2 separate regions of the Mus musculus genome follow, and region 2 is linked to region 1. Evidence: chromatin loops called from intact Hi-C (ENCODE). Cell type or tissue: heart. All regions are shown on one strand. Links, peaks and the distances in the headings refer to the core of each region. The heading gives the core; the rest is flanking DNA. Region 1 holds the start of Esam (endothelial cell-specific adhesion molecule). Region 2 has its middle 25 kb from the start of Msantd2.

Evidence for each region. Peaks named below come from ENCODE experiments on the same cell type or tissue, not always from the same donor. Only the 100,000 strongest peaks of a DNase experiment are listed, where the experiment ranks them.
Region 2: a loop joins it to region 1, with 2.4 times the contacts of the local background. A loop is called at or near these places in 7 of 42 quality-filtered maps.

The regions. Positions count from the first base shown.
Region 1 is chr9:37,517,972-37,533,637 of GRCm38, forward strand. It overlaps Msantd2 (Myb/SANT-like DNA-binding domain containing 2), which reads left to right. Exons shown (of 4, transcript NM_146222.2): 3 at 756-816; 4 at 4,719-6,194. The coding sequence ends at 5,571. It overlaps Esam (endothelial cell-specific adhesion molecule), which reads left to right and starts at 10,118. Exons shown (of 7, transcript NM_027102.3): 1 at 10,118-10,319; 2 at 13,517-13,704. The coding sequence starts at 10,250. In heart, for the core only: CTCF peaks have their summits at 9,204 (motif pointing right), 10,033 and 12,267; DNase peaks (open chromatin) are centred at 9,330, 10,090, 10,790 and 12,400; H3K4me3 peaks cover 3,904 bases; H3K27ac peaks cover 3,308 bases; H3K27me3 peaks cover 1,357 bases.
Region 2 is chr9:37,456,531-37,472,196 of GRCm38, forward strand. No RefSeq gene overlaps it. Among named protein-coding and RNA genes, the nearest start is that of Msantd2, 25 kb to the right of the region's middle. In heart, for the core only: a CTCF peak has its summit at 6,345 (motif pointing right); no DNase peak of the experiment used is centred there; H3K4me3 peaks cover 1,179 bases; H3K27ac peaks cover 381 bases; H3K27me3 peaks cover 4,785 bases.

The DNA.
Region 1 (15,666 bases), core at 4,715-12,714:
GGAAATGCCCTTCCGCCTAGTGAAGTGCTCAGGTGCCGCTGAGAAAGTTCAGGCAGGATTGGCAGTGTAAATTTGCTTCCCTTGCTTAAGGGAAAAAAATACAGAGATCCTGCCAATGACAGAGAAATGGAGAAAAGAACTGAGATATTATTGTATTTTCTATATTAATGCTGCTTTAATTTCTTCCAAATGTTAGAAGGGAAAAGGAAAGAGGCCCTCAAATTGTTAAGATTATTAGCCATATGTAAAAGAATATGCAGATTTGAAGAATAAGAATAGATGCTAAATGATCTTGTCTTTTTACGGCCTGAGCAACGGCAGTGCATCATAGCCCTGTTTGCTGTGAAGAGTTAAGTCCCCAGGCTGTGAGAAACGCAGAATATGCTGATCCTTGTATTTGGGGGAATAATTACTTACCCTGTAAAACCTACATAGGAAACCTAAATAGGGCAGAATCATTTCCATTCTTGTTCTTTTAAAATCATGTTTGCATCGAAATTAAGCTTTAAGCTCCTCGCTTGAAATCCACTGGTGACCTTGAAGAGTTTTATGCTTGTGGAACCTGGTTTCTGATCTTGCATATAAATGTTTGCATCTCATTATATAAAGTTACATTTTTAAATCTGGTATGGGACAGTGTTAGACACCAGGATAAAGGAAGTACAGAACAGGCAGTAAATAGAGCTACTTATTCACATAAATGTATACCACCACTTAGGAAAATATAATTTGTTTTACAATTCTTTGTTTTTCAGATGAAATGCCAGTTTCAAAGAGAACGTTAAAAATAAAACAAGAGTCTTCTGAAGAGGCACAGTAAGTAGATGCTCCATTTTTTTACCAATGTGTCTAAATCTAGTGACCTGGGAGGATCATGGGTCGCTAGGCATGATACAGAGCATGAGTGCATTTCTGCTCAGTCTTCAGCATTGGGGACCTGAACCGCTGAATGTTCCATACAGGAGGAAGGAGCGATTGTTCCATGAAGATGTGTGTTTCCTTGTGTAGTTTGCATTTCTACATGCTTACTAAAGACAAGATGAGCCACAGCGCTTGGATTTACATGGGGCTGGGCGAAATGGTAGGAGGGCCAAGGGGATGTTTAAATTCTTTTATTACAGTTTGAGAACCAGAAAGGAAGCTCTTAGGTGACCTACTTACACACGTAGAGAACAGCTCCTGGAAGACACACTGAGAATATTCAGGATAGAGCCTGTCGCTAGCCCAACTGTTGTTCTCCCCCAAAGAGTTAACGCCATCTGTTAGATCCACAGTTCTTTTTAGTGGCTTTAAATGAGTTCCATATCAACGCCATTAAAAAGACTAAAAGATGAAGTTCGGGGCTAAATGAAGAGCACCACTCATTTTTCTTCCTGGTAACATTGGATTCTTAGCACACGTGACTTGTGTGATGCATTCCACAATGTGACTTGAAATTTGCTAGACAGAGGAGAAGACAGGCTGCAGATAGCTAGCTAATAACCGCAGGAAGGCAAGTCAGCTCAGCAAGCTAGCGCGGCAAGTCTTTCTTTGCAGTGTGTCTTTAAATGAAAGAGTCCCCAGTGGTGTTGAGTAATCCTGTACCTGGGGAAAGGGTGAGTATTCAGGAATAAGAAAGTGTCCCCTAGTCCTCTTCAAAAGCAGGATGTGACACAAATCAGCAAACGCAAAGCCAACTCTTACTGAGAGGAGGTAGTTACCTTTTTGAAATAGTGACATCAAAGTAGACAGGAAGGAAAACCGGTAGCTTAACTTAATTCTCATTGCACATGCTGGCTACAGTGCATTTATGGGGGTCACAGGCTCTCTCACCTTTACATGGGGCCAAGGATTGAACTCGAGTCATCTGGCTTACATAGCAAGGGCTCTGCCCTCGGAGCCATCTCACTAGCCCTGGCAAATGATTTTTAAAGTGATTTTTAAATCCATACTTTTAAATTCCTCACTCTCCAAAAATGCCTCTGCTTTGTAACTAAAGTGCCCTATGTCTCCCACATAGCCACTTGGGATCTTCAGGACATGGTCATTTGATGTAACTAGGTATAGACCCATCACAGAGTTGCCACTAGCCTTAAACCCTGGAACCTTTTTTGGCATTGGATCTTCAGAACCCGGGAAGTGGGCAGTTTTCAGGAACTACTCAAATAAGTATGGTGCCAAATTGTTCCAAGCTTCTGAAACACTGTCGTGCTGAGTCCAGCAGAACTCTGGTGTGCTTTTTCTCTGGTGCCAGCTCACTAAGGAGTGAGAGGATCTGAAGAGCTTCCAGTTGGCCATTTGTACCTCAGTCTGGCACTTCTGAGATTCTCTGTAGTGTCTGACTTGCTCAGAAAATGAAGTATCAAATAAAATACAGATATCTTGATCTGGGTAGTGGGTTGGGTTTTATTTGGTTTTCTCCTTCCTTCCCCACCTGCCCCCTCCCCAGCATCTATGTGATTAGTTTACTGACTAATCCATGCTTCATTAAGATTATTCCCCAATCTTGTTTCATTAACTTTTGTTTTCTAAGTGTCTGCTGTATGTAAGGCATTAAAATACATCAGTGAGCAAGATGAACACAATTCTTCACTCTCCTCCATCTCCTAGTGTATTCCTCCTTGAGATTAATAAAACATGGAGAGATGTCTCAGTGTTAGGAGCACCTCATGTAAAAGCATGCGGATATGAGTTCAGGTCCCAGTACCTCTGCCAAAAATGGCCATGGCCATTCGCTCCTGTAAAGCTGACAGAGATGGAACCAGGAGGATCTTTGGGTTAGTGGCTGCCTACCCACTCAAACCATGAAAGCTCCAGGTTCATCGAGAGACACTTTCTCAAAAGAACACAGCTGAGAGTGGTAGGGGAGGAGGGAGACTTCATCCTCTTCTGACTTGTGTACATGCATACACACACAGGTGTACGTATACCAAACACACATACACACAAAAGTTTAAGAGAAGGGAGTTTATAAAAACAATTTGATATCTATAAAAGACAGTATTCCTTTGAACTTTTGTCCCACTCAGAAACATACCTGCCTCACAGAGCATCACACTTGAATATTGTGATTGAGTGAGTACCTTCCTATTTCCTCAGCAGAGAAGTGGTCCAGGAACTGAGCGCTTTCCTTTAGGTGCTTACTTGAGAAGATTGTAAGTCAGACTCACGAGGGAAGGCACCCTTAGGGTCCCGTTACTGTAACACAGTGTTAGCTCTTTTCGTCTTCGATAGACCAGGGTAATAAGAGGCTTTGTGAGGCCTCTCCAGAATGTTTCAAAGCTCTTCTCCTGGAAGATAGAAGATTTTAAAGCGAAAGTCTGAAGGACCATCGCCTCTTCTGAAGATTCTCTTAGCTGAGGGCTGGAAACAAAGCTCAGTGGTTAAGAAAGTGCTTGGTGCTCTTGCAGAGGCCTCAGGTTGATGTCCCAGTATTAGTGTCCAGAGACTCACATCCTAGGCCTCCAGCAGCCCTTGCACACACTGCCCCTATTCATAAACAGTAACTAAAACCAAGCAAAACCCAGCACTCTTAGCCAAGCTGCTTTTTTTGATTGTGAGTAAACAAGTAAGCACTTTTGTAGTTAAACTTATAGTTAATTTTAAAAAAATATAACAGCTCCATTTCCAAGTTAATATCTAATAAGCCAGTCTTAGCATATCAAAGTTTGGCCATATTTGAGAAACCATTTTTTCCCTCCCCTCCCCTCCCCTCCCCTCCCCTCCCCTCCCCTCCCCTCCCCTCCCCTCCCCTCCCCTCCCCTCCCCTCCCCTCCCCTCCTCTCCTCCCCTCCCCTCCCCTCCCTTCCCCTCCCCTCCCCTCCTTTCCTTTTTTCACTCTCTTGCTCCTCTCCCCTCTCTGTGTAGCCCTGGCTGTCCTGGAACTCACCATGTAGACCAGGCTGGCCTTGAACTCAGAGATCTGCCTGCCTCAGCCCTGTAAGTGCTGAGAGTAAAGGTATACACTATCATTTCCAAAAAGAATGTAAATTATGTGAAGTATCAGTCAATACATCATTTAAGTAGCCTGTGGAACAGGAATTCCATCCCATGTTCTATCTTAATCTGCTAAATCTGCTAATTATGCAAGTCATAATTGAAGCATTTCTGAGGTTATCACCTTGAATGTTCATTGGAGAGGCATGTTGTCCTTGTATTAGGTCCTTAGTTATAACCATGTACTTACTTTCCTCCAAAACATGTGTGAAAAATTACTGACTCATAAATCCTGTTTTAAAAATGAAGGTATTGTTTTGAGGCAGCACCGGCATTTCATGTTAAAGTGTTCTTTGCCTTTGGAACTTTGTTCTGAAGACCGCTGTGAAGGTCTGTGATGGCGCACACCTTTAATTCCAGCACTGGAGAGGCAGAGGCAGGTGGATCACTGAGTTCAAGGACAGCCAGGGCTATACAGAGAAACCCTATCTCGACCCCCCCCCCCCAAAAAAAAAGACTCCTAGGAGCATAAGTATTTATATTTACTAAAATTGATCTGTGACCATGAAAAGCTGTTTGTAATTCTAGGAACCTTTGGAGGTATTTCTGACATTTAATGCTGTGGCCTTCTGAGGTGTGGGTGTTTTAATGTAACATTTCATTCCTGTTGACTGTATCTTAAGTTCTAGTGGCTCTTATAGTGGGCAGTCTAGGTAATGAACATTTCCACCATCATAGAAAATTCTGTTAGCTATTGCTGCTCTAGATACTTGAAGAATTTGACCGTTAACTTCTCTTTCTAGGAAGCGAGATACCATGCAGAATATTGTACAGATTTTGGAGTCGGTGCAGTTGAAATGGGAACTGTTTCAGAGTTGGACAGACTTCTCAAGGCTCCATCTTTCCAATAAATTGGCCATTTTTGGAATTGGCTATAACACCCGCTGGAAAGAGGATATTCGTTACCATTATGCTGAGATCAGCTCACAGGTGCCCCTTGGCAAGCGTCTTCGCGAGTATTTCAACTCTGAGAAGCCTGAGGGACGGATCATTATGACCCGGGTGCAAAAAATGAACTGGAAAAATGTTTACTACAAGTTTTTAGAGATCACCATCAGTGAAGCGAGGTGCCTAGAGCTGCACATGGAGATTGACTGGATACCCATTGCCCACTCGAAGCCAACCGGGGGCAATGTTGTTCAGTATTTATTGCCAGGAGGCATTCCTAAAAGCCCAGGCCTTTATGCCATTGGCTATGAAGAATGTATCGAGAGGCCTCTCTCACCAGATGTGGAGCGCCATGCTCTGGACCCAGGGAAAGAGGGCCGAGTCGACCTGGAGACCCTCTCAGCACAAGCCTCATTACAGGTGGAAGTGGAACCCACCCGGATCATCTACTGCTACCTCGGTATTGCTGAGGTCAGGACTCTGCAGCAGTGCTTGTTTTTACATTTCCAAGCAAATGCCAAAACCTTCAGTAAAGAGTGGGTTGGTATTAATGGGTTTTTGTCTCAGAACTGTATTGTGGATCCTGGAGTTTCCCCCAAGTCCATCTACATCAAATTTGTAGAAGTAGAGAGGGATTTTCTTTCTGCCGGCTCATTAGTTGAGTGTCTGGAAAAAGCCATTGGATACCCCTTAAAATTTAACAACTGAGTGTCATCCTTCATAAGGATTTGGGCTTGTGCAGTCTTGTCCCTTCTTCCCATTACCCAGACTACCCCACGTCCAGATGCTGCCGTCGGACTCTTCATGGGAGCTTTTTCCACGATGAGACCAATACAACCTCTAAGAAATCATAGACTCTGGGCAGGAAAAGCAGACCTCACCTGAAATGCTCATTTTGAGCAAGCAGGTCTTGCATGGTGGGTCAGTTCTTTTTTACAAAAAGAAAACATCGATTTTAAAACTGGTTTTAGAGCCTTGATATAAGCAAATGTAGGTACATTCCATATTGGACAAAACTTATACTTTGAGTTTCATATGAAATTGAAAATTGTATTTTTTTCACTGTTTCATTTTTACACATCTCTATAAGTATTATTTACAACCTTGAATAAATAAGCAATAGATAATGGCGAGTAAATCAAGTCACAGTAAATACAGCTGTTTTTAAATATTACCTTTAGCTACTATTGTATATAATTTAGAATTCATTTTTTCACCGACCAAGTGTTTTACTATTTCCAATCAGTGTTGCCTGCAAAGACTTTTGTTTATGTGATGTACCAACTTTTATGGTTGTGTTGCCATTTAAACTTTAAAAAAAAAAAAAAAAATTAAAGGAATTCCTGACTTCTTGGGTGTGCTAGTTGAGCCTTTTGTAGCGGAGTGTGGCTGCACTGTTTGTGGGGATTTGTCTGGCTTTGCTGTAAGAATGGGCAGACAGGCTGTATGTGGCTCATCTAGATGTACAAGACCCAGGGTTCTATCCCCAATACTGGAAAGAGAAGAAAAGGAAGGACCAGACCCCCAAGCCCCGCAAATGCACTCTTTTCTATATATATTAACAATGAAGATAGTACTTTCTTGTCAGTTCCAGAGGTCATTAGAAGTCATATTGTATTTCTTTCTGTTCCTTCTAACTTTAGTGGTATGAAGGCACTTTGATTCTCCATGTTTTTCACTTACTAATTGAGGTAAGTCTGCTAAGTAGTAAAAGGACAAACTTGATGCCTTGATCTTTCTGTGTCTAAACAAAAGAAAATGAAGATCCAGTAAAAATACAATACTAATGCCTTTGAAGAGTGATCCTTGAGAGAAAAAACTGGAAGGTGCCAGTCCACTAGGCAGTGACTCATGCATATTCCTTTTCTGAGACTCCAGTGGGTCAGGTGCCACTCCACGTGGAGCTTAGCACCCTTGGCTAAGAAGAGTCGCTGGTGGTCAAGGATTGCAGGAGCGTGGGTAACTCATCTTCAGTGGCTTTGCTATAAATGGGCAGCAGGTCCAGACGAGAACCCATAAGCCCTGGTTTTCTCTACTGTTAAAAAAAAAATCACAAGTCAGAAGGTAGTGGTACGGTCCTTTAGTCCCAGTGTTTGGGAGACAGAGTATGATGGATCTCTTGAATTTGAAGGTAGACTAGTCTACAGAGCAAGTTCCAGGACAGCCAGGGCTACACAGAGAGACCTTGTCTCAAAAAAACTAAAAATAAAATTGCATATTTAAAAAAAATTCTTTCCTACAACCCTCAAATGAAGACACCCCCCCCCTCCTTAGTATGATACCGTTTGGCTAATTGATGCTTGTATGTTTTTTCAGGGATTTTAACCACAGAGGTGGTCTGTGTTCTTTGAATCTAAGCTTAAGAAGTAACCTCTTTCTCTAATGTAAGCTGCTAAAAATAGGTGCCACTTCAGGGAGAGTATAAATACCCAGGTACTGTCGGCACAGCACCTGCTCTTAGTGTGTGCAGTATTTGTATGTGGGGGCCTTGGGAGATTCTTGTAGGTTTCCTCTTTGGTCCTCAGGCGAGGATGCACTGATGGTGTGTCATACAGGAGTAAATTCATGGTCACCAGTGCTGAAACAAACATAGTCACAGGCGGAACAAACATTACCAGGAACACTGCATGGCCCCTCCATTGTGACCACTGACCAGTCCAGAATTATCATTAATAGTTGCTGAACTTACCTACGTGTATTCCTTTCCTTCACTAGTTAATAGATGGGGCACAATATTTTAGGAACAGTTGGTGAGGACTTTTTAGACCTGCATAACTGGGAGTGTGGCCTTGTTAGACTCCTGTGACCAAGATGGAGGGCAAAGATAAGATCAAGCCTGAGTTTCCGAGTGGCTTGAAATGGGTTAAAGGTCAGGGAAGAGGACAAAACTGAGCTTTGGGAAATGGAGGCTTGTGAGGACAGTGACTTGCTGATAGGAATATCCTATCTGACCAGAGACAATAGAAAAGAAGACAATAGGCTGTCAGGTAACATTGACATTGAGCATTGTCTCAGACAAGGGGACTGACTAAGACCATAAGCCTTGTAACAGATCCAGGAGGGAGAGAGGCCCTTTTAGTCAAGCTTTGTTTTGACTTCTGGAAAATTTTTAAGTTAAATTGTTTTTATGTGTGTGAGTGTCTTGCCTCCGTGTATGTATATGTACCTACCACATGCGTGGAGGTCAGAAGCATCAGGTTTCCTAGTATTGCAATTATGGATGGTTGTAAACCACCATGTGGATGCTGTGAATTAAACTTTTGTCCTTTGCAAGACCAACACGTCCTCTTGACTGGTGTGAGAAATCTTTCCAGCCCAAATATAAATTCTTTCTAAGATCGTACATGAAGTGTGGTTGAGAGAAACCTATGATGAACCTACCTTGCACTCATCCAATGTTTAGGTTTCGACTTCCTCGGGGTCAGAAGTGGTTAGAATAGGGGACAATGAGGAAAATTCAGGCGTAAAAGCCTGTGAATTCTTCTGTGCCATAGGGACAGTCACTCTCCTTAGGTCCTTAGCTGATTATGTAACAGAGATTTTGGGAAGCAGCTCTTGGGCAGGGATGGACACACCTGTGTCATCAGACGCTTCAGTGTCACTAGGCAAGAGCCAAAGCTTTGTACTTCCTTTTCCTGGGAGGAGTTATTCATTTGGAGTGACAACGTGGTCCAGGCAACAGATGAAGGGTGTTTGAAAGAGGTACTTATGGGACTGGAGACATGGCTTTGGGGTTAAGGGTAAGGATCTTCCGCAGCATTGGGGCTTGATTGCATCTTCTCATAGGGCAGCTCAGAATCCAGGGGATCCGACACCCTCTTCTGGCCTCTACAGGCACTGCACACGTGGTGCAGACACATGCAGGCCCATACACACTTTTTAAAAAATGTTTTTAGTATTCTCAAATCTAGAAAAATCTGATAGGCAAGGAAAACCAAGACAGCCCATCCCTAACATCACCTTTTGACAGTACAAAGTTTGAAAGCTGAGCTGCCAAAGAGGTAGATTCCATAGATGTCAGGGGCAGTCTAGTGTTTGTATAGGCATTTCGTAGAGCCACTGCATGACTGGTATTTGAAGAGGAGCCAGGCTGGGGCTCTTTAGGTAGGAAAAGCCATTGCACAACACTGGAGCTGATGGGGTGTGTAGAGATGAGGAGGCCAGGCTGCCTCTACTGCCTGACAGTTCTGCTCCCTCGGAACAGGCCACGTCAGACATTCGTGGCTATGCCTTCTGTCCTGCGCAGCAAAGCCCTGCCCAAATACTTGAAGCATATTTTTATTTATTGGCTGTTAGGCTGGAACCGGTGCGTTCCCCCTGCTGAAGCAGCCCGGGCCATCAGGGGGCGCAGAGGTGCCGCCACCCCCATCCCCGCCCCCAATGACATGGGTGGGGTGTGGGGTTGAAATTAAATTCACAGCGGAAAGATCTAGTCCTGGGAATTAAAGGATCAGAACTGGCCTAAGCCGTTCACTACAAGGATGGGCGGTTGCGAAGACACCAGCGGCTGTACAGAAGGGAAAGACATTATTTATATCCCGTCCTCCTGCAGCTGCTCCCTCCTCCCTGGTCAGCATTAAGCCTGTGACTGTTGCCTCAGTTTCCTGCTCACCTCCCTTGTACCAGGTCTTCCGTGTTTTCATGAGGCAAAGGTCCGAGACTCCCCCCAGACCCCCATACACTCCGCCTCGGGCCTCGGTTTCTGGAACTCTGGAGAACCAGCCCCTCTCTAGCCTTAGGAGCAGGAAGGCCTGTGGCGTCAGGGCTATGTTGGATGTCTTCCCCAGAAGCCTCGGGCCTGAACCGGGCGGAGAGAGGTGTGGGCTAATAAAGTTCGAATCCCCATTTCAGCGGCTGCTCCTAACCCAGCTGAACCCACACTACACAACGTGGGGGCTCCCCTCTTCCTCCGAGAAGGCTGCTCTGCTTTGATTCGGGATGCCGCACGCCAGGCTTGGAGCGGCCGTTCTGACCCCAGATACAGGGCTTTTATTGTCGGGTCGGGGTCACTTCTTAAATTTAGGTTAGTCCCCCCGCCCCCATTCCTCCTTTTTCACCCTCTATTCCTGACACCTGCCCTGGAGGTATGAGGTAGAGGCCGGCGGATCCGGCTGTTTGAGCCTGGGGAGAGCTCTCTTCCCCCGCTGCGAGTCACTAGCGCGCCGCGCCCGGCAGGACGGTGACCTCTCCACCCCTTTGAATGCCCCGCCCACTGTCCAGTCGGTCTCCACCCCACCTCCCCATCCGCACACCCGCTGACTTGGGTTGGAGCCACCCTGGTCAGTAGCCTGGTTCCTGTGCACATTCGGGTTGCCGCCGCTCACCCACAACACCTGTAGACACCGTGTGTCCAACTCTCCCTGAGTACTCCGGGCCAAGGAGGGCCATGATTCTTCAGGCTGGAACCCCCGAGACCAGCTTGCTGCGGGTTTTGTTCCTGGGACTGAGTACCCTTGGTGAGTCAAACACCGGGTCTGGAGGGCTTTGATCAGGTAAATCTGATCCTAGGGGAGGACTTTAGAGAGTGGGTTTGAAGGGATTTTTGTTTGACATTCTTGTCTTTCCTCATTACTCTCCACTTCTGGACATCACTGGTTGGTGCTACACTTTCTGCCTTCTATGGCTAGAACGGCTTCCAGCTTTGGTGTGGTGTGTGGTGTTGGGGAGGGGGATAAAGGCATCTCCAGCCAAGACCTCTGGGATGAGTTAAGGCAGTTATTCCTGTCTACTCTCTACCCCCACTCATCACAGCTGGATAAGCTGAGGCACTGGATGAGACAGTGACTAAAGGCTTAAGGACTTAGTTCCAGTCCCCCCTCCCCGCACCCCTCATTCAAGCTGATGTGAAAGATCCCTGAGGGAATGCCTGGTCCTCAGTCTTGACGCAAGTACTTCAAGCAGTACTTCACGTCCCAGCATTTCCCCACCAAGCTCTTTTCTTTCCTTCCTGCTTCCTGCCCTGGAAATCAAAGGAGATGCCCCCAAAGCCTGACCATGAGGTCATTTGGACACAGGAAATTCGGGAAGAGGTCAGTTGCTCAGACTCCAGCACACAGCCTACCATCAGGTCTACCATCGTCCTTATCTTTTCTCAGATCCAAAGGAACAAGGAAAATAGGGAGAGGGTGCCAAAGGGTCCAAGAGGAAGGGGACCTCCTGAAACAAGTGTTTGGGTGAGCTCTCCAGGACAACTATCTTAAGCAGGAGCTGGAGGTGGCCCACCCAGTACTATATCTGGAGAGAAATGACTCAGTAGGAACTAAGTCCCTTATAAGCTATTCCCCAGGCTGTTTTGCTCTCTGGGTTTAGAATCCTCGCTTTAACTTCTTCCTTGGGCTAGAGGATGTCAGAGCAAGTAAGACCTGGAAGAATGTAGAGTAGATTCAGTGACATTGATGGGGATCTCCCTGCTCCCACCCATGGTTTCTTTCGGCCTGGTCTGTGTCCTAGTGGTGTTGAGGGCATGAGATCTTAGGTTCCCAAATATGAGTCTCAGAGCTTCTGTGCCCTTCCCTCCAAAGCTTGGAGTGTTTCCTGTGCCTTCAGCTTCTCAGCTCTGCTTTTGCACCTTCAACCTCAGCTTCTGTTTCTTTTCTGCATTCTTCCTCAGCTTGGCCCTTACTGTGTTGGAGAGGGCAATGTCAGCCTCCAAGCAAGGGAGGAAAAACCTATATTGGCTGCCTGAACATCACAGGCATCCTCTGTAGGTCACCCGTGGCCCCTCCTTTTTCTCTTTCAGCTTTTGAGTTTGATTTTGTCATATCAAAGATCCAGAGCCTAAAATGCTACTAATAATGCCACGAAGGTTGCCCTTCTTGGCCTCTGGAGGGTTAAATGCACTCGCTGCTCCTGGGGAAGGCACAAGGCAACCCTCCCCCCCCCCCATGTGCTCTTTCGTGGCTCAGAACTGTCCCTGGAGCGTGAGAAGCCCACAAAGGGAGTTTCTCAGAGAAATAGGGAAACTAAAAATAGTAGCCCTGGGGAGAAGGGCCCATTCGCTCTGCTTAGGCCCTTGGCTCTCTCCTTCTGGTCTTAGATTGGGCTGAACGATGCTATTCTTGAGCAGCTCCGGAGTCCTTCACTGGAACCCAGGGACTCCCCATTTTTCTCCTTGCGGCACCCAGTCACAAAAAGATTTGATCAGTTAGGGGATTCTTCCGTTTCAAGTGACTCTAGAGCAGAGAGCTGGGAAATCCCAGGAGTCCCTTGCTCACCTCGAAGCAAGGGTGTACATGCTGCAACTCACCTCCCACTCCCAGCCCCTGCCCCTCGCTTTGCAAACTGCAAGTGCAAAACCTGGAAGAGGCAGCTAGAACACTCTTGGGGAGGGAAGCTGAAGTCTATCTGATAAAGACATGTTTCCCTCCTTACTGGCCTTACCCCAAGAAGGCTAGGAAGGTGCGCCTGGCGGTAGCGGAACAACCTGCAGGCAGAGTCCCTGGAGGGAAGTGGACCTTCTCAAGGCCGGGTTGTTTTTGCCTGCAGAGCCTCCGGTCTAACGGGCCGGGCTTCATTGTCTTCTGCCTTATCGGCGGGCGCAAGTTTCCTGCTCCGACTGCAGGGATCCGCCAGGAAATGTCAGGGGTGGGGGGTGCCACGAAGGACAAGGAGTAGGGGTGGGAGCCTTGGTTAAGACGCGGCCGGGAAGCGATGGGGGAGGCGCGCATCCTGGCTCGGTAGGGTTCTAAGTCTCCCCAGCCTTCCGATTGGCTTTGCTGGCGCAGATGGTCTGGGGCCTCCGAGCCTCGGCTGCCCGCTCACCTTCTCCAAGGTGGCAGCTTGTCCTGCGTGCAGAGTGCTATGATCCAGGAAGAGCAGGGCCCAGGAAGAGAGCTGCTGGTGTCACCAGGCTCCGCTTTGTGCTAATCCAAAGTCATTTTCCAAAAGGCTTTAGCACTTGGCACTGGAGTGTCATCAGTGTCCCCCTAACCGAAAGGGACACTCCCTTTCCTATCCCCAACGCATGCTGGGGAAGCTTTGTACTTGTGGGAAGAATGTCCTCAACTCTCATCCTGACACTTCCTACAATTCAGTGGCATTTCGCTTTGATAGTCAGGACCCCCAAAAGTGTTCTTGAGGGTTTGGCTGAGTCTCAGGCGTGCGTTTCCCTAGGGTAGCCGACTCAGTGGGACTGAGCCAAGGCCTGGGATTCTCCTAGTCACCAGCAGGCGCTGGAGCTGAGGGCTGGCTCCCGGAGTTCAGAGGGAGCCGCGCGGTTAATGAGTAACTACGTAGCGATCTGCCATCCAGTTGCGAGCTCGGGCTTGAAGAGTCTGGGTGACCTGGCCTGGCATCTCCATTCTCCCTTGCCACCAAGGAGACTGGAGGAGCAAGTGTGTGCCGTGGGGGTGTGGGTCAAAACCAGGTCTGCTTTCCCTTCTGGAATCGCCCTTCTGGAGGTGAATCTGCTCAGACTCTGTACCTCAGGATTAGAATGATTACATAGAAATGTGGTTCCGTCCCTACTCTGAACACTAATAGACGTCGGAGTGAGGAGAAGCAGGACCCTGGGAAAGAGGTCTCCGGGGCACGGCTCCAGGCTTTGTTCTCCAGGGACAGGTTTTCCCCTCAAGCGACGGAAGTTAGGCAGGCTCCTTCGGCTGACTAGGGAACCCACCCTAGGAGCTTACCACCTCCTTGCTCTCTCTTTCAGCTGCCTTCTCCCGAGCTCAGATGGAGTTGCACGTGCCCCCGGGCCTCAACAAATTGGAAGCGGTAGAGGGAGAAGAAGTGGTGCTCCCCGCCTGGTACACGATGGCACGGGAGGAGTCGTGGTCCCACCCCCGGGAGGTGCCCATCCTGATCTGGTTCTTGGAACAAGAAGGGAAGGAACCAAACCAGGTGAGGGGAAAATCTTAGCCAATGACAACTGAGGGGTGTAGGGATGAGCTGGCAGAGAATATAGGGAAGAGAAGACGGCCTATATCAGTGTTGGTTCTCATTGTGGATCCCAGTACACGAAACTGAGGTAAAAGTGCCAGTGGGGGTGGGGTGGGGTGGGGTGGGGTGGTGGGGCGGGGCCTAGGGTGAGACTGAGGATAGAAGAAACACGGTGTGAGTAAAACAAAACCTTTTTCTTTTTTGGTCTTATACTATATACCCAGCTGGCCTCAAAACTCACAGAGGCATGTCTGCCTCTGCTTCCTGAGTGCTGAGATTAAAGGCAGGGGACACCGTCCCTGCATCACCAACTTAAAAAGCTTCCCATGTTGTGAGCTGACATCTTCTGGGCTTGAGATTGTCAAGTACAGGCCACATCTCTTCCTGGATCCATCTGCCATTATCAGCCCTCCTCCTCCTCATGTTTGTGTAGAGTGGGCTTGTACAGGCCATGGTGCTAGTACAGAGTTCAGAGATAAACTTTCAGGAGTCACTTCTTTCCTTCTATCTTTATGTGACTTCCAGGGACTGAACTCAGATCATTAGCCTTGGTGGCAATGCTTTTTTTTTTTTTTCCCAACAATGAGCCATCTTGCCAGCCACAAATCCCTAAATTCTTTCTATCTGTGAAAGACAGTATGGGCCCCTGCCATTACTTGGCAGCTCTGGTCCTCCACTACACAGGAGTACCACTCAATGGTTCTTTTATGCAGAAGCTAAATGAAACCATTTTCAGACTCCCTCACTGTATATATTCCTTGCATGGTCTTGGAAAATGTATTCAAGGAAATTATTTGATCTAATTATCTTGGGTTTTGTGTTTCCTTCTCGCTCTCTCTCTCTTTCTTTCTTTCTTTCTTTCTTTCTTTCTTTCTTTCTTTCTTTCTTTCTTTCTTTCTTTCTTTCTTTCTTTCTTTCTTTCTTTCTTTCTTTGTCAGCATCTCTCTAAATAGTCCTGACTGTCCTGGAATTCATTATGCAGACCAGGCTGGCCTTGAACTCCTAGAAACCTGCCTGCCTCTCATTCTGCCTGCCAAGTGCTGGGATTATGCAGTCCTGGGTATGGAACGTAGGAATTCCTGAATACACTAGGGCAAGGCAGGCAATCTTGTTCAATCCCCCACTGAATTTTTTTGTGTATATATGCATGTTTGGATGTGTATGCATATTGATGAATATATGCATATGCATATGTGTGTGTGTGTGTGTGTGTGTGTGTGTGTGTGTGTGTGTGTGTGTGCCTGCTCATGTGCAGGCCAGAAGTCAAACGTTAGGCATCATTCTTCAGGTGCTATCTATCTTGTTTTTGAGACAGGGTCTTATATTAGCAGCCCTGAAACACATCATTGGGCTATGCTGGCTCTCCCCCAAGCCTCAGAGTCCACCTGTCTGTGGCTTTCCAGCTTTAGAGTTATATGTGCTTCACATACATGACCCTATATCAGCTTCTAGAATATTTGTCAGGAGTGACAAAGTAGAATGACACTGGCCAGTACAGTCTTTGGATATTTAGGAAGAAGTTGAGGAGAAAGTCAGTTCTTGGAACAAAGTAGACAGCCTTGAAGGTGAGATGTTTTAGGGGCTCAACGGGAGAAACTGGAAGTTTTTAGTCTTTTTAAAAAGGGTTGGTCTTTCTAACGTAGCTATTTTCTCATTCCATCTTTTCCATTTCACACTCGCCGTGTGCTAGGTTAATGGCTGGTTCTGTGCTGACTCTGCGGAAGGCATTTGTAGGGAGCAAGTGCTGGTTCTTCCAACCTGAATATCAGGTGCTGAATATCAGTGCACGCTGCCACTCCAATTCCGTCCCAATCGTATCAGACATTACTGTACTTGATGGTTAAGAAACTGCACAGTGCTGTTAAAAATAAATGTTCCACCCTGTTGAGATTTTGTTTGTTTTGATTTTTAAGCACGAGTTCT
Region 2 (15,666 bases), core at 2,777-10,776, 63 kb before region 1:
TGAGGCTGGCTGTGGTAAGAGCACTCCCCCTCCCCTGAGTCAAAGCTGAGAGTGGAGCCAGGGACACCATGTGGCTGGCGCTACTACCGCTGCCGCTGAGAAGAGGGAGGGAGATGCCTTCGGAGGGCTCCCCTCCAGGGCTGCAGAGAGGGCTTCCTCTGCTCAGCTCCACCGTTTAGCTTTCTCCTCATTAACTCTCCGGCCTCATTAATCAGCCCCGATGAAATGCGCCCCCGGGAACACTGCCCGCCCGCTCCGCCGTTTGGCGCTTTAATTATCCTCCCAGCGGGAGGAAGGAGGGGTTGGCGGGCGCGGAGCTACATCGGTACACACAGACCCACAGATCCACACACTGGTTGAAGGATGGCTGAACTCAGGTAGGGCCAGGCGTTACCCAGCCAAAAGCTCGAGTTTGGGCTGTTTCCAGGATGCCATATCAATCACAAGGAATCCTAGTGTCTCTCGGGCTTCTGTCCAGGAGCCACCGTGGAGTCTTTTCTCCCCTTTGTAAGGCTTCAAAGATCCCCTCTGCACAAAACTCCACCAACCCATTTTTTTCATCTGACTTCATTTACTCGCCACATCCTCCAAGTGTTGAACATACAGACATAGCTCTGGTTAGGAGCATGGGCCCAAACACACTTAAATCTCCAAACAAAGTAAAAGGCCACCAGTAGCAAGGTGCTATTTAAGGAAAACACTGTGCTGTGGAAAGGCAGGCAAAGTGGTTGGTGTGCTGAATCCCAGCCTGCCAAGGCAGGTCAGAAACAGAGTTTAATTTCAAGCCTTGAAGTGGGTCTTAACCTGTAAATAGGAATTAAAAGCTAAGGGCTAATAGAAAGGGTAAAACTACACAGATCAGTGTGTATAGAGCTGGACCACAATTCAGTGTAGCTGGTCATGCCCAGGTGACAGAATGGGTAGAAGGCAGAAAGACCTTGAAGACAGTACTAAGTTCTATTTAGATGTACTATAAAGGCAATGATGAGTTAGCGGTGGATTTTAAAACCATTAAGAGTAATATTTTGGAAAACCTCTGTGCAGAGGGTGGATGGGAGGGGCCTGAAATGAAGGCAGGGAGGCTAATTAGCAAGCAAGGTGACTGGGTGTGGGAGGTAACAGAGAGAAGCGTTTGGAATACGCCCAGTGTTCTTCTGCAAAGCATGCTCCTGGAATCGAGAAGATTTTCTTGAGATGTTCCTAGGCCCCTGGCTCAGCTCAACTAGAAGGTAAGGCACAGGCCACTCCTCCCCGCCCCCAACCCCAATCTTCCTTTTGCTCTTGGTAAGTAGCCAGGATACTTCCATCCAGGCCGGGTTAGGTAAGTTATTGTATCAGTTTTTAATCATTTATAAGGTGAGAACATTGGAATGTATCTAGCTGACCAACACACACACACACACACACACACACACACAGCTGCAACAACCCAAGGAAGAGATAGAAAAGACCCAGGCAAGATTAAGTACCCACTGGAGGGATGGTGCCCCTCAGGCAAAGCCTGCTCTAATCTCCTGGAAAAGGGACAAAGAACAGACACTTTAGCTTAGTGGAATCTCATTTTAAAGTAGCAGTCAACACATACCGAGTCTAAAACACTTCAACTCTATTTAAGTCTCAACTGTAATGATGTTTTTCTTTTGGCTATTTTTTTTTTTTCCAGTTCTGGTGACAAAGCTTAGGGCCTATCAAATACCAGGCAAATGCTCTACCACTGAGCTAAACCCCAGCCACCCATTTGGGTAGGTTTTGGTTTGGCTTGGATTAAACTTAAAAAGCATCATTTACCTTTAGGAGATGCCAACAAATCAACCTGGTTATTTCAAAAATACTAAGTAAGCAAGGTATGATGGTGCACACCTTTAGTCCCAGCACTTGAGAAGCAGAGGCAGGTGGAGCTCCGAGACCAGCCTGATTTGCAGAGAGAGTTCAAGCCAAACATTTGTCTTGCCTTTCTTACTCAAAGCAGGATAAACAAATACTTGAAGGCAGGCTCACCTTAGAAAAGTATCTCAGCTCATAATGAGGAAATGATAGAGACAGAATGCCATGAATTAGCTGTCTCCCGTGAATAATGAACCTTGGTGATCACTGTCACTGGATGCTCATATAACGACAAAGCAGAGCAGCAGACATTAGCATTACTCCTGATAGACGGAGACACATTGCCTATGACGTATTCTGGAGGGGGGGGGGAATCAAGCGTTAATTGATCACGACTCTATATCTAACAGCCAATTTACAGGAAATAATAGGGACAGAAAAACATGTGAAATGACACCGCAGGGATACATTCAACAGAACCCAGACTGGAAACTCCACAGAACAAATGACCTGCTTTCCCCAACAAATGAATTGTACAGAGGGAAAAAAAATAATTAAGGGATGGGAAGGACGGCAGATTAAAAGAGACAACACACTGTATATAGTCACTTGGGTCTAAGTCTGTACACTGATGGGAATAAGACAGCGGGAACAGTGGTGGAATATGTGCACTCTTCCATTGGAGATGGACAAATTGAGACTTTCCTTTCCACGATTTCCTTTTCACTTGTGAGCTGGAATCCTCTCTAAAGATAATCCATCATCAGATTTTTAGATAAAGGATTGTTATTTTAGATATGCTAATCCTATTGCTCTTTATTTTTATTTAAAACGTTTTAGTGCAATCTGTGCATGTATGTGTGGGACTGAGCATGCGCTAGAATTCACCTGTGAAGGATAGAGGACAACTTGTGAGGAGGGTTGGTTTTTCTCCTTCAACTCTGTGAGTCTGGGGTTCAAATTAAAATCATATCTTAGGTTTGGCAGCAAGCACATTTACCCGTAGAGCCATCTCATTGGCCCATTACTGCTATTTAAAAGATTCCTGCATTGAAATATTTACAGAAGAAGTTGTAAGGTTTCTGATATTTGCTTCAAAACCACGAGCAGATGCCGGGGTTGATATTGATATTGACAGATATCAGATATATAAGTGCTGAGCTGAATATTGAGGGTTCTAATTTTGTGTGTTTGTCTTACCCATAAAAAATAGTCTGGATAACAGAGTGTATATAGAATACATTTATAGGCCAAAACGTGCCTGTGCTTTAAATTTGGTCCATGGGCTGTGACAGACTGTGACATTGGATCTGATCCAATCCACCTCTGTAGTGAACTCAAAGCCTTTCTACCAGACCTTGCTCCCATAAACCCTTTTTGGTCCGTTTTTAGGTCCTTTTCTAGGGAGGAGAGTTAAATAAGGCAACCTGAGTCCCTGGCCATGGGACACTACACGATAAGGACCTAGAACCGGCCCCTAAGTTCTTTACCCATTTCTCTCCAAGCTGTCTTCTCACCCTAGCATTAAAGGTGGAACGTACACGTAGCCAGGCTTCACCCTTGCAGAGGCCAAAGCCATCTACTGCCTAGGAGAATAAATAAATGAAGGAATGGCTGGACCCCCGCGACCCAGCAGCTAGAAAGGGGGTGTTAAACTCGAGAGACAGAGCGCTGGGGAGGAAAGGGGAAGCTAGGGAAAGTCCGCTCATCGAAAGGCAGGTTGAGAGACCCAGCCAACCCCAGCACCATGCGATTGATTTCTGTACAGTCTCTTTCCTCTTTGCACTCCTTTATATAAGGAGAACCCCTTCGCTAGACACGCGTCTGTGGCGCTGGCTGCTCACTTAGTGAAGAAAGGGCGGCTGAGAGAAAGAATTGCACCCACGCGGCGCGAGCGGCAGTGGGGCTCAGGCTGACATTGCGCGGCAACACACAATGGGCCATCGCAGACGCCCCGCACAGCGAGAGGCGCGCCTCGGTCCCTCCCCAGCCCCACCATCCAGCGCCGTGCCGAGGACCCGCTCCTCCGGTTGGCCGTTGGTCCCCGGTGCAGACCTCTTCATCATCCCCGCGCGCCACGGCCCCGCTGTCTTTCTAGCGACCCGGTGGCAGCGCTCTTGGCTCCCACCTTCTCCATCAGCCGCTCCCCGGCGGGCCAAAGTAATGAGCCGCTAGGCAACTGGCCCCACGCCATTGTGTGCGCGCCGGGGCGAGGCCGGGTCTCCGCGGCGCGGTGGAGGGTGACCACGCGCGCCGCAGCGCCCCTCGCTTCACACCTGCTCCCCGCCCCCGGCCGGCAAGCACGGGCGTGGCCTCCCCCTCCCCGGGGGAGGGGCCTCAGCTGGGGCAGCACTTGGTAAAGAGGCCGTAGAGAGGACACCCGCGGCCGGAGGAGGCGTCGTAAATTTGGAGCAGATGCGTCCTGACAGTCAGTCACCCAGCTCGGGGCGGCGGGGGAGGGCTCCGCTCCGCGCCCACGCCCCTCTTCTAGTCAGCAGCTGAGTCCCGCGGACTCCACACCTAGGTAACCACGGACTTAGGACATATGGAGCCTGTCTCCCACTCCCCCGCATCTGTCCTGTGCTTTTTTGTGTGTCCTTACAGCTGCAAGAAGTCATGAAGGGAAAAGGGAGATGCCTGAATTCAGCTACGACTTTCTTCCTGAAGAGTGGTTTCTTCAGATGAGACTGTGACAGTCTGCCACCCTGGTCCTGAGCTGTCGCTTTTTGACAGTAGCTGAAGAGAACAGGAAAAATAGAAGAAGCGCGTTTCGATGTGTAATGCCCATTTTAAGCTAGAAACTCAAGTAGGGAGGCAGAAACAAACAAACAAACAAAAAGGATATGGTGGGATGGGCAAGGAAGACAGAGTAAAAATGCTAAGGAATAATACTTGCTATAGTATATTGCCATGATACTGTAGCATTGCAACCATGATACTGTATCATTGCAACCATCCAACAGAGCAAGGAGGGTTGGTTGCCCCTGGGACTTGATGGGGCCAATTCTGTCTCCAGACAGAATTGGGGCACTTTCCAGTCTTCCACACTATAGGGAAGTGAGGTGAGTCTTCCATGAGTCTTGAAGGGATGAAGAAAAGGATACTGGGATAGAAACAGTCCCAGTTACTTATTCTGGACACTGTGGAGGTCTCTCTCTAAAGCAATATGAAATGAAGTCTGAGTCTCTGGCTCTGTATAAAGATCACAGTACCATAACCTGTCTCACCAAGGCTAATTTGGAAATTATGTTCACAGCAACAGTGCCAAGTGGAGTTGGCAAAAGCCCTCTGTGATGACCCTGTGTTTTTCCATTTGGAGATGTTTTGTTCCCTCTACCACTCAGGGGAAGTAACTAGGTTGTCTGATGGGTTCGTTGGCTTCCTTCCCTCTCACTCCCAGCCTCCTCCAGGTCTGCGACTTTCTGCCTGTGCTGGTCAAAATACAGTGTGCATCCCAATCACTTGGACATCTGAACACCCACAGTTTCTGATTCTTTTCATCTGGGAAGGGGCCAGGAGATTTGAATTTCTAAGAGCTGCCGGGTGACTAGTATGGTAATGGTGTTGTAATAGCATCCTTAGTGAGAGCTTAGTCTAGCTGGAAAGGAACAATCTAGGCTTCTGAAATTGGTGGAAGCAGAAGCACTCAGTCCTGGAAAAGCTGAGGTACCTTCACTCTCAAGGAGAGATCCACAAGCGAATGCCTGGAAGATCCGCAGGGTGTGCGCGTGCATGCGCGTGCGTCTGTCTGTCTGTATTTGGAAATTTGGAGGAGTCTCTTAATAGATTCATAATTTACTCTTGCCCTTAGCCTTTCAAAGCAGGCCTGAGAGACAGGAGGATCTCTGTAAGTTTGAGGTCAGCCTGGTCCAGGACAGCAGGATAGCCTGTCTCAAAGCACAAACAAACAAAAAAACTTATCAGCAAACAAAAACAAACCCCCACAGCCTTTCAAAGGGACAAAGGGAGCAAGAGCTGCCTGATTTATTTTTCTAACTTGTCCGTCAGTCACCGGAGCAGTACAGATGTGATCTAAACATTTTTGCCTGTAAATGAACATAGGTTTTAGTACATAAGAGCAATTCAGTGTATGTGTATGACTGTCCCCCCTCTGCTGCTTCTGGCTGTTTTGAAACACTCTTAAGGTGAGATGAGTTTCAGCTATCTGCTGACAATTATTCCCTAAAGTGTCAAATTATTATCGGTAAAGGGCCATTGGTTTATCACAAGTAATGCTGGAATTAACAAAAAGTAAATAAAAATTACATTAAAAAATTATTTGAAGGGCTGGAGAGATGGCTCAGAGGTTAAGAGCACTGACTGCTCTCCCAGAGGTCCTGAGCTCAATTCCCAGCAACCACATGGTGGCTCACAACCATCTGTAATGGGATCTGATGCCCTCTTCTGGTGTGTCTGAAGGGCAGCGACAGTGTACTCATAATATATATATATAATAAAGAAATAAAATCTTTAAAATTAAAAATTATTTGAAAGAAGCGTTAGATGAGAAAGCAAGTGGCTTTTTATTTCTTACCACCAGGTGGCAGGCCTTGACTCATTAATGAGAATCCTCCCCCAGAGCTAAAGGCTGGGAGATGATTCTCAAATCGGAGCCAGGGCAAAGGGGACTGTTTCTGTACTTAGATGGGGATTGCGGGAGAGAGAGTGGGTAGTTGAAAATGCCTTTGTATCTGCTGCCAAGAAACCTAAGGCATCCTGTGATTCCTCATCTGTGAAAGCGGGGCGGCGAAGCTTAGATGTGCTACATTTTCCTTCTGGAAAGGGACATACTCTCTGGTAAAGGCTTCTCAACTAAGAACAATGCAAAAAAAAAAAAATCTAGTTTTAAACTAGACGTTTCTGAAGTCATAAAAATGTGGCATCTCTGCACAACTTAGCAAGCACACAGCTTGGCTTCTCTTGCTTCCAGTCCATGTCTGCTGGTCACCCTCTTATGTCTTGCATGGTCTGGGGTGGGTTTTAGAGAAGGATAGCTGGGGCTGGAGAGATGGTGATTAAGAGCATTGGTTGTTCTTCTGGAGGACCCAGACTTCTATTCCCAGCATCCACATGGCAGCTAACACCTGTCTGTATCTCTTGTCTCAGGGGACTGGACACCTTCACATAGACATACATGTAGGCAAAATGCCAATACACATAAAATAAACATTACTATAAAATAAAAGGATAGTTGAACATACCCAAGGCAAAGGTGGGTGCAGGCATCTCAAGGTACACACACACACACACAGACACACACACACACACCATGTATGTGTGTGTTTAAAACTTTTTATTGATTCTTTGTGAATTTTACATTATCTTACTTATCTTCCAGTCTCTTTGTATCTACTCTCTGCCCTTACAACCTCCTCCCAGAAAGAATAAAATGTTTCTCATCCTGGAAGCTACAGTGTGTCACACAGTATACTCTTTTGTCCATACTTCTTTACTTGCAAATGTTCATTTCAATGAGTCATTGGTCTGGTTCAAGGCTTCTGGCTTCTGCTACACTATCGATAGTGAATCCTCACCTTGATTCCTCTCATATATCCTGTTGCTGCTCCATGTCATAGAGATCCTACAGCTTTGGATATGCAGGATTGGTCCCTTCACACACTCCAGCAGTTTATAGATGGTGTAGATGTTGGTGTGGGCCAATTCAAAGCCCTGGATCTGATTGGGCCTGGGTGGTAACTGAGTTGGTTAGCCCACCATCCCTTCTACAACCATGCTACCAGTGCCAGGTCTCTAGCACTGCTCCAGCTAACTCACCCAGCAAGAAGTGCGGCAAGCTCTCTCTGTTGCTGGAGGCAGTGAGGAGAGAGGGGTTTGGAAGGGCATCTTTCTCTTACTCATACCACTACCTGGCAGACAGGGCTGGAGTCAGCTCACCACCCTATCCACCTACCCTTGTACACACACACACACACACACACACACACACACACACACACACACCAGGGCCAGTTCTATTTGTGCTGTCCAGGTGTGGTGCAAGGCCTGCTCTCCCAAGAGCTGCAGTGAGAGGGACAGGGCCAGCTAACTACCAAGGTCTAACTATCAAAGTATTGAAGTCCAGCAATCAAAATTCCCCTTTGGGTCACCTTATTAACATGCCCAGTGAAAATTAAACACCTCATCCTGATACAGGGTTTCCCCTTGTACCTTCTTTATAAACTATCATTTTTCTATGTGTCACATCTGTCTCCTCTGTATCCAGAGGTGTCCTTTGTCCCTCCAGGATAAATATCGCTCCTCCCTCTCTCTTGTTCCTTTCCCCTTCTTCTTTGTCCTCTATTTCCTGTCTTTGTCTCTTATTCCCTGTCCTCTGTCCCCTGGGGCAAATAAATCTTCTTTGTGCTCAGAAATTGGCTTAATCTCAAGCCAATATGTAACAATCTTGACTCTCAAATGATACTCAGTGTATAACAAAAACTAAATAACTATAGGAAAAGTGGCATATAGCAAGAATATGGAGGATTTTATTGTGAGCTGAGTTGATCACTTAGTGGGAAAATTGTATGCCTAGCATGTGAAAAATACTGGACCTTATCCCCAGTAATATGCATACATACACATTCACAAATAATATTCTTCTCTTATAGGACTATTTTGCTTGCATACCTCATCTTAGCTTTCTTTAAAACAAATCTTAATAATATAAAAGCATCCATCACAAAGTCAAGATGAGTACTAATCTATACCTTGCACAGAAATTAAGATTGTCAAATTAGGGATGTAAGTCAATGGCAGAATATTTGCCTAGCATGTAGGGGCCTAATATTCCATCTCTAATACCAGATGAATAATATAAAAATATAGTATCAAATAAGTAAATAAAATTGTTTATATTAACACAAGTGAGGAATTGTCCTTTTAGCCTGAATGGCTATTCTTTTTCTGAGGACTCACTCCCCTATTTAGAGTAAGCTGGCTTTTATTCCTGCTTCTCTCCCTTGCCTCTTGCACCCTTGCTCCTCCTCTCTCCCCATTCTCTCCCCCCTCACTCTACATGGTCATGGCCAGGCCCCCCACCTCTCTACTCTTTCCTTCTTTCTGCCTTTCTCTGCCTCTACTATACTCTAACCCCCCCCCCATGCCCTGAATAAACTCTATTCTATACTTAAAAAAAAAATAGAGAAAGCTGATCTCAATACATACTAACCCCTCCTTTGTTATTTATTTATTTATTTATTTATTTGGCTTTTCTGCAGTACTAATAATTGAACTTGGTGGCCTGTATACTAGACAATTGATCTAGCATTGAGTTATATTTCCAGACCTCTTTCATTGTTTTTGCTGTTGTCACATTTTATTTTAAGGCAGGCTCTCATGGAGCTGCTCTGGCTGGTTTTGAACTCACTCTGTAGCTCTCTTTCTCTATGAAGCAGCATATGGCTCTCTGCCCAACCATGACCTCCAGTCCAGCCTGCTTCTGTGCTCTCGATGGTACACATTCACTGCAGAGGCTCCCTTGTGAATCATACAGGTTTAAAGATGTGCTAACGGGGCCTAGAAGAAACACTATTCGAAGACTGAAGCTGTACTTATTTGGGTCCTTTTCTATGTGGGCTGCAGAAAGAGTTAGTCTAAATATATTTATGGGATGCCTGCAGGCTACATAACTTAGCACTTCACCCTTCATTGAGAATCCATTAAAACAATTGCCAGGTCATGCTTGGAAGCTTTTTTTTTTTCTACAAAGGAATTTTCTTAGTTGCTACATTGACAGGAACTAAGTTGAGATACAAAACTAACAATCCCATTTGAACTAAGCAGGTCTTATGTAAACTATGGCACTCTGCAGTTAATATATGTGAATTTGTTCCTGTGTCCAGGCTTAAAGGCTGAAGACCCAGTGGCCCTAACATGGACATATAAGGGAAAAGGGGTTTAAAATTAGTGAGTCATCGTATGCTAATGCTCCAAAGTTAAATGTTTACCTAGAAGGTTGGAGGCTATTAATGACCCCAGTAAATAAAACTGTTCACATCTATAACAGTCATGGAATGTCATGCCCTCTTGCCTTCATGCCAGAAAACTAGGCTTGAAGAAAGACTGCCTTTCTTGACCAATGTAAAAAACAGACTCATTCAATCCAACATATGGCCTTTAAATTTGATTTATAAATGTAAGGAGATGACATAAGTTTATTTTTTTCATTGACAATTTCAACTTTCTTAGCATATGCGTATATTCAGTTGGTTGCATCCTCTTTCATTGATTGATTGATTGATTGATTGATGTCTATGGTTGTTCTGTCCGTGTGCCACATGCATACCTGGTGCCGAGAAGGTCAGAACGATCATTGGATCCCCTGGAACTGGAGTTATGGACAGCTGTGAGGCACCAAGTCTGGTCCTGAGCAAGAGCGAGTGTTTTTTGACTGCTGAGCCATCTGTCTAGACCTGTTATTCCAATTAGTTAACAGGACAGTTATGTTGACTACTTCAGGCCCTGGGATAGAAAGTCCCCCCATTTCTTACATAGCATCTATGCTATGAGGTCTTATTAAGAGTTTTCAACTGCAGTGGGATGTACTGTTTCTATCTCCGTCCTATGATCCTACTCCGGAATTTTCTACAATGCCAATCCAAACCCTCTATTGGATTTTCTTAGGGCAGCAAAAGAAAGATCACAGTTGGGCAAGAGAACCTTCTTCTTCCCTTTCCAATCTCTCTCTCTCTCTCTCTCTCTCTCTCTCTCTCTCTCTCTCTCTCTCTCTCTCCTTTTCCTTTTTTGCCCCAGCTGTGTCCTGGAACTCTCTATATATATCAGACTTGCCTCAACTTCACAGAGATCTACCTGCCTCTGTCTCCTGAGAATTGGAATTAAAGGCATGTGCCCCTATGTCAGATAACAAATACCATTTTTGTTTGTTTGTTTGTTTTTTGGTTTTTCGAGACAGGGTTTCTCTGTGCAGCCCTGGAACTCACTCTGTAGACCAGGTTGGCCTTGAACTCAGAAATTTGCCTGCCTCTGCCTCCCAAGTGCTGGGATTAAAGGCGTGTGTCACCACACCAGGCTTTTGTTTCGTTTTTTTAAGGAAGGGTTTCTCTGTGTAGCCCTGGCTGTCCTTGGAACTTGCTCTGTAGACCAGGCCTGGAACTCAGAAATCTGCCTGCCTCTGCTTCCCAAGTGCTGGGATTAAAGGTGTGAGCCACCACTGCCCAGCATAAATGCCGTTTTGAAAGAGGCACAGTATGGGGTTAGGGAGATGGCTCATCCATTAAGAGCACATGTCGCTTTTCTAAAGGATTTGAGATCAAATTCCAGCACCCATGTCAGGAGCTCATAACTTCCTGCAACTATAGCTTTGGGAGGTTCAATGCCTTTTTTTCTGGCCCCTGCTAACACCAGTAGACAACTCTCGTGCGTGCACACGCACACACACACACACACTAGAGTAACATAAGTAAGTTTTGATGTTTTAAAGATGGATAGTTTAATGGTTGGACACTTGTAGTCACGTGTAGTCCTGGTCATCAAAAGGCTGAGTCCTGGGGCTCTAAGAAAACAGGCTGAGCAAGCCAGTAGGTAGCGTCCCCCATGGCCTCAGATTCGGTTTCTGCCTTGAGTTCCTGCCCAGACTTTTCTGAATGATGTACTACAAAATTTAAGATGAAATAAACTCCTCCCCAAGTTGCTTTTGGTCATGGCTAACATCAATCCTTAGACAACATCAATTCAACAAACAAACAAACAAACAAACAAAATGCACTTCTTTCTGTCATCAATCGGGAAGCTGTGGTGACTAACTTTAGGATAACTGTATAAATTTAGAGCAAAAGCTGGGATCAGGTAATTTTTTTTTTTTTTAAAGATTTATTTATTTATTATATGTAAGTACACTGTAGCTGTCTTCAGACACTCCAGAAGAGGGAGTCAGATCTCGTTATGGATGGTTGTGAGCCACCATGTGGTTGCTGGGATTTGAACTTCGGACCTTCGGGAAGAGCAGTCGGGTGCTCTTACCCACTGAGCCATCTCACCAGCCCCGGGATCAGGTAATTTTGTGACCAGAGCTCAGCTCATGCACTTTCAGTAGTATGGTGTCTTAGGGTTCCCATTGCTGTGAAGAGAAACTGAAAGATCCTGACAGAATGTAAAAGGTCACAGAAGCCCTGACATTGGCAAAATAGGTTTCATTGTTAGCAGAAGTAGCTTCACTGATTTAGAAAAATAGAGATGCACAATGCTCTGGCCACTTCTTGAACCCGTGTGTCTGCCAATGTTCTGGCCGTTCCTTGAACCCAGGTGTGTGCCCACTGCTGCACCTCACTGTCAGGTGTTTGTGATATTGGTTGCTGGGATAGAGTTGGAAAATCTCCCCAGCAACCACAGCCGGGCCAATCCAGAGTTGCTGCACCTGCACCAGACTCTTTCCTTGTACCCCTCCCATACCCATTTCTTAAGAATAGACATTGTTTACATCTGGAAATCCCCTACTCCCCTCTTCTTCTTCCCCCCCCCCCCCAGGGCCTATAAAAACTGGGACCCCTTTCCCCTCGAGGTCGACTCCTCTACCCCTGCGTGGGATATGAGTCGTCCCCAGAGCTCTGGCTTTCCCCGAATAAAGCCTCATGTGGTTTGCATCAAGCTTGGTCTCTTGTGAGTTCTTTTTTTTTTTTTTTTTTTTGTTTTTTCAAGACAGGGTTTCTCTGTATAGTCCTGGCTGTCCTGGAACTCACTTTGTAGACCAGGCTGGTCTCGAACTCAGAAATCCGCCTGTCTCTGCCTCCCAAGTGCTGGGATTAAAGGCGTGCGCCACCACCGCCCGGCCTCTTGTGAGTTCTTGGGGGTCTGCTATTATCCCGAGGCCTGAGCGAGGGGCTCTTCTCAGGGTCTTTCAAAACCATAACCAAGGCAACTCTTTTAAAGAACAACATTTAATTGGGGCTAGCTTAAAGGTTCTGCGGTTCAGTCCATTTTCATCATAGCAGGAAGCATGACAGCATCTAGGCAGACATAGCGCTGGAGGAGCTGAGAGTTCTACACCTTGTTCTGAAGGCAAACAGGAGACTGTTTTCAGGCAACTAGGAGGAGAGTCTCAAAGCCAAAGCCTACAATGACACACTTCCTCCAAAAAGGCCACAATTGCCGGGCGTGGTGCCTCATGCCTTTAATCCCAGCACTTGAGAGGCAGAGGCAGGCAGATTTCTGAGTTCAAGGCCAGCCTGGTCTACAAAGTGAGTTCCAGAACAGCCAGGGCTACACAGAGAAACCCTGTCTTAAAAAAACAAAACAAAACAAAACAAAACAAAAAAACCAAAAACCAAACAAACAAATAGGCCACACTTCCTACTAGTGCCACTCCCCAGGGCAAAGCATATAGAAACAGCCTCATGTGGTATTTCATATCCCAGACAAGTACTGTTTTGTCTTTCCAGCAACTTACTTGGGTAGTCCAGGATAGCCAACCAAAACACGCATTTCTAACACTTCAAGTGATACATTATGAATCACATATTAAATCTCTCTCTCATCTCATTTCATCTTATTTTCCTCAGTGGTACAGCAACTGCAAAGGGCTAAAAAGACCCTAGCAGAGTTCAAGGAGTTACAAAGAGGTCTCAGAGGCAGACACTGGGAAACCAATAAGACTTAGAGTCTCTGTGGGGTAAGTTAGTGAATTGGCTGGAGTGGTCCAAAAGCTGCTTCTGCTTCCGAGTCAAACCACAGGCTCAGAGTTAAGCTGATGAAGTGGGAGAGACGGGAAAAATGAAGGGCAAGACTGGGTCTGGGAGAACAAAAGGACAGATTGGCGATGGCAGATCCAGAGGGATGAACAAACAGGCAGACTGACAGACAACACTCCAACAGGACCAGTCAACAACAGGAAACAAGCCGAGCTGAAGACCCTGACACAGTCCAGGGTTCTCTGCCTGTCAGGTCCCTGATCACACTCTGTGTTGTCTATCACAGGACAAGTTGACATTATAGTGTTCGTTTTCATGGAGTCGGAAGAGGAGTTGCTCCTTTTCCTCAGCCTAGTGTGTCTGGTGAGTTCTCTGGTCTGGCTTTCCAAATGATTTTAATATCTCCATGTGTTCCTTTAGTCCTGCTTTACTTTGAAAAGTGTGTAAAGTGGCACCCTTTCTTACTCTTAAGAATAAGTTATTTATCGTTCTGTGCCTGTGGGTGGTGCTGAACAGCTGGTGTTGTTTAGTGGTCTGCTAAGGTACAGAGTCATTTTGGCTCTGTGTTTGCACTCAGAATGGAGTAAAAAGCTGTTTGTAAAATGGAGTCTCTTTGGGCAAGGCACAGCCTAGAGAAGTACCATTTTTGCGCAATATAGAGTAACATAGGCCAGTGCATAGCCTAATCCCAGCGTATGGTAGTGCCTTCTTTTGTAAAGTGAAATGACAGTGCTTACGGAACGCTTGCTGTGATACAAAGCATTAGTGAGTGCAGGTTCCTAGAGCCCACCAAACCCACAAAGAAGCCGGCCTGAGCTACGTGACGTCCAACTGCCTTACCTCTGTTGTTGTGAATTATTATATTATTATTATTATTATTGTTATTATTATTATTCTCTATTTATACAAACCTCCTAATACCCTTCAGATCTCTGGGAGTGACAAGAATCCTTATCATGCTAATGATGTGGCTGGGGCACCATCCTGAAGCTGTTCACAAAAGATAAAGGCTGGGAGTTTCAGCAGTTGAACCTCTGGAAGATGAGAGGAACCTACAGATGTCAGACCAGATTCCTAGAGACCAATGATGTAATCAATTATGCCTACTTAGTGAAGGTTCTAGAGTCCATGGAGCTTTGCATAGCTGAACAGGGGGAGGTTTCCAGACTGGTGCTCTGCAGAGGGTGAGGAGACATTGGCACCATTTCTCAGATGCTTGCCCCATGCATATCTTCCATCTGGATGCCCATCTGAGTCCTTTGTAGTAGTCTTAATATTAAATCAGTAGATGGCAAGTAAAAGGTTTCCCTAAGTTCTGTGAGCCATTCTGGTGCTAAATCCAAGGAAGGTGTTCATGAGAATTTCCAATTTACAGCAGGTCATTCAGAGGCCTCTAGGTAATACACTGTGTAGTAGGCATCTGGAGTAAGGGCACTGCTATCAGGCTGAGCCTCAGCCAATGGACTTTGCAGCCTAAGGTCACAGACACCTCCTTGCAAGAAAACAAACCAAATGGAGATGAGAGGGATGATTAAAGAGATTTGTTACTGTTTTTTGTTTGTTTGTTTTCTCAAGACAGGGTTTCTCTTTGAAGCTTTGGGCTGTCCTGGAACTTGCTCTGTAGATCAGGCTGGCCTCAAACTCAGAGATCTGCTTGCCTCCACCTCCCAAGTGCTGGGATTAAAAGCACACATTATTACCACCTCTCCACTAAGGAAACTTTTAAAGAAACCAGATAATCCTGTGAAAACCTTTCACATTGTGATCAGTTTAGGACCCTAAGCTGTTGTTTTGCTCATTTTAAACCAGAAAATGAGAAACATTTTGAAGGCTGTTTGCTGAAAATGAAAGTTTTAAGAGCTACTCTGAGGATCTGTTTTCCCTCCCATTCCCTAAATCTTTGCTTATAGTCTCAGTTACTTCTCCCATAATAAAATGCTCCGCCAAAAGCAACTTAGACATGTTTATTTCAGCTCACAGTTTGAGGGTATGAGTCATCCTGAGATGGTGGCAGAGTTCTGGAGGCTGGCCACATTGCTTTCTCAGGTGAACACCACTGCTCACCTAACTTGCTCCTTCTGATGTGGTCCAGGATTCCAGCATATGGAATGGTGCTGTGCATATTTAACGTAGGTCTTCTTACCTCAATTAACCCAATCTACCCAATGCCTCACAAACATACCCAGGGCTAGCCTAATAC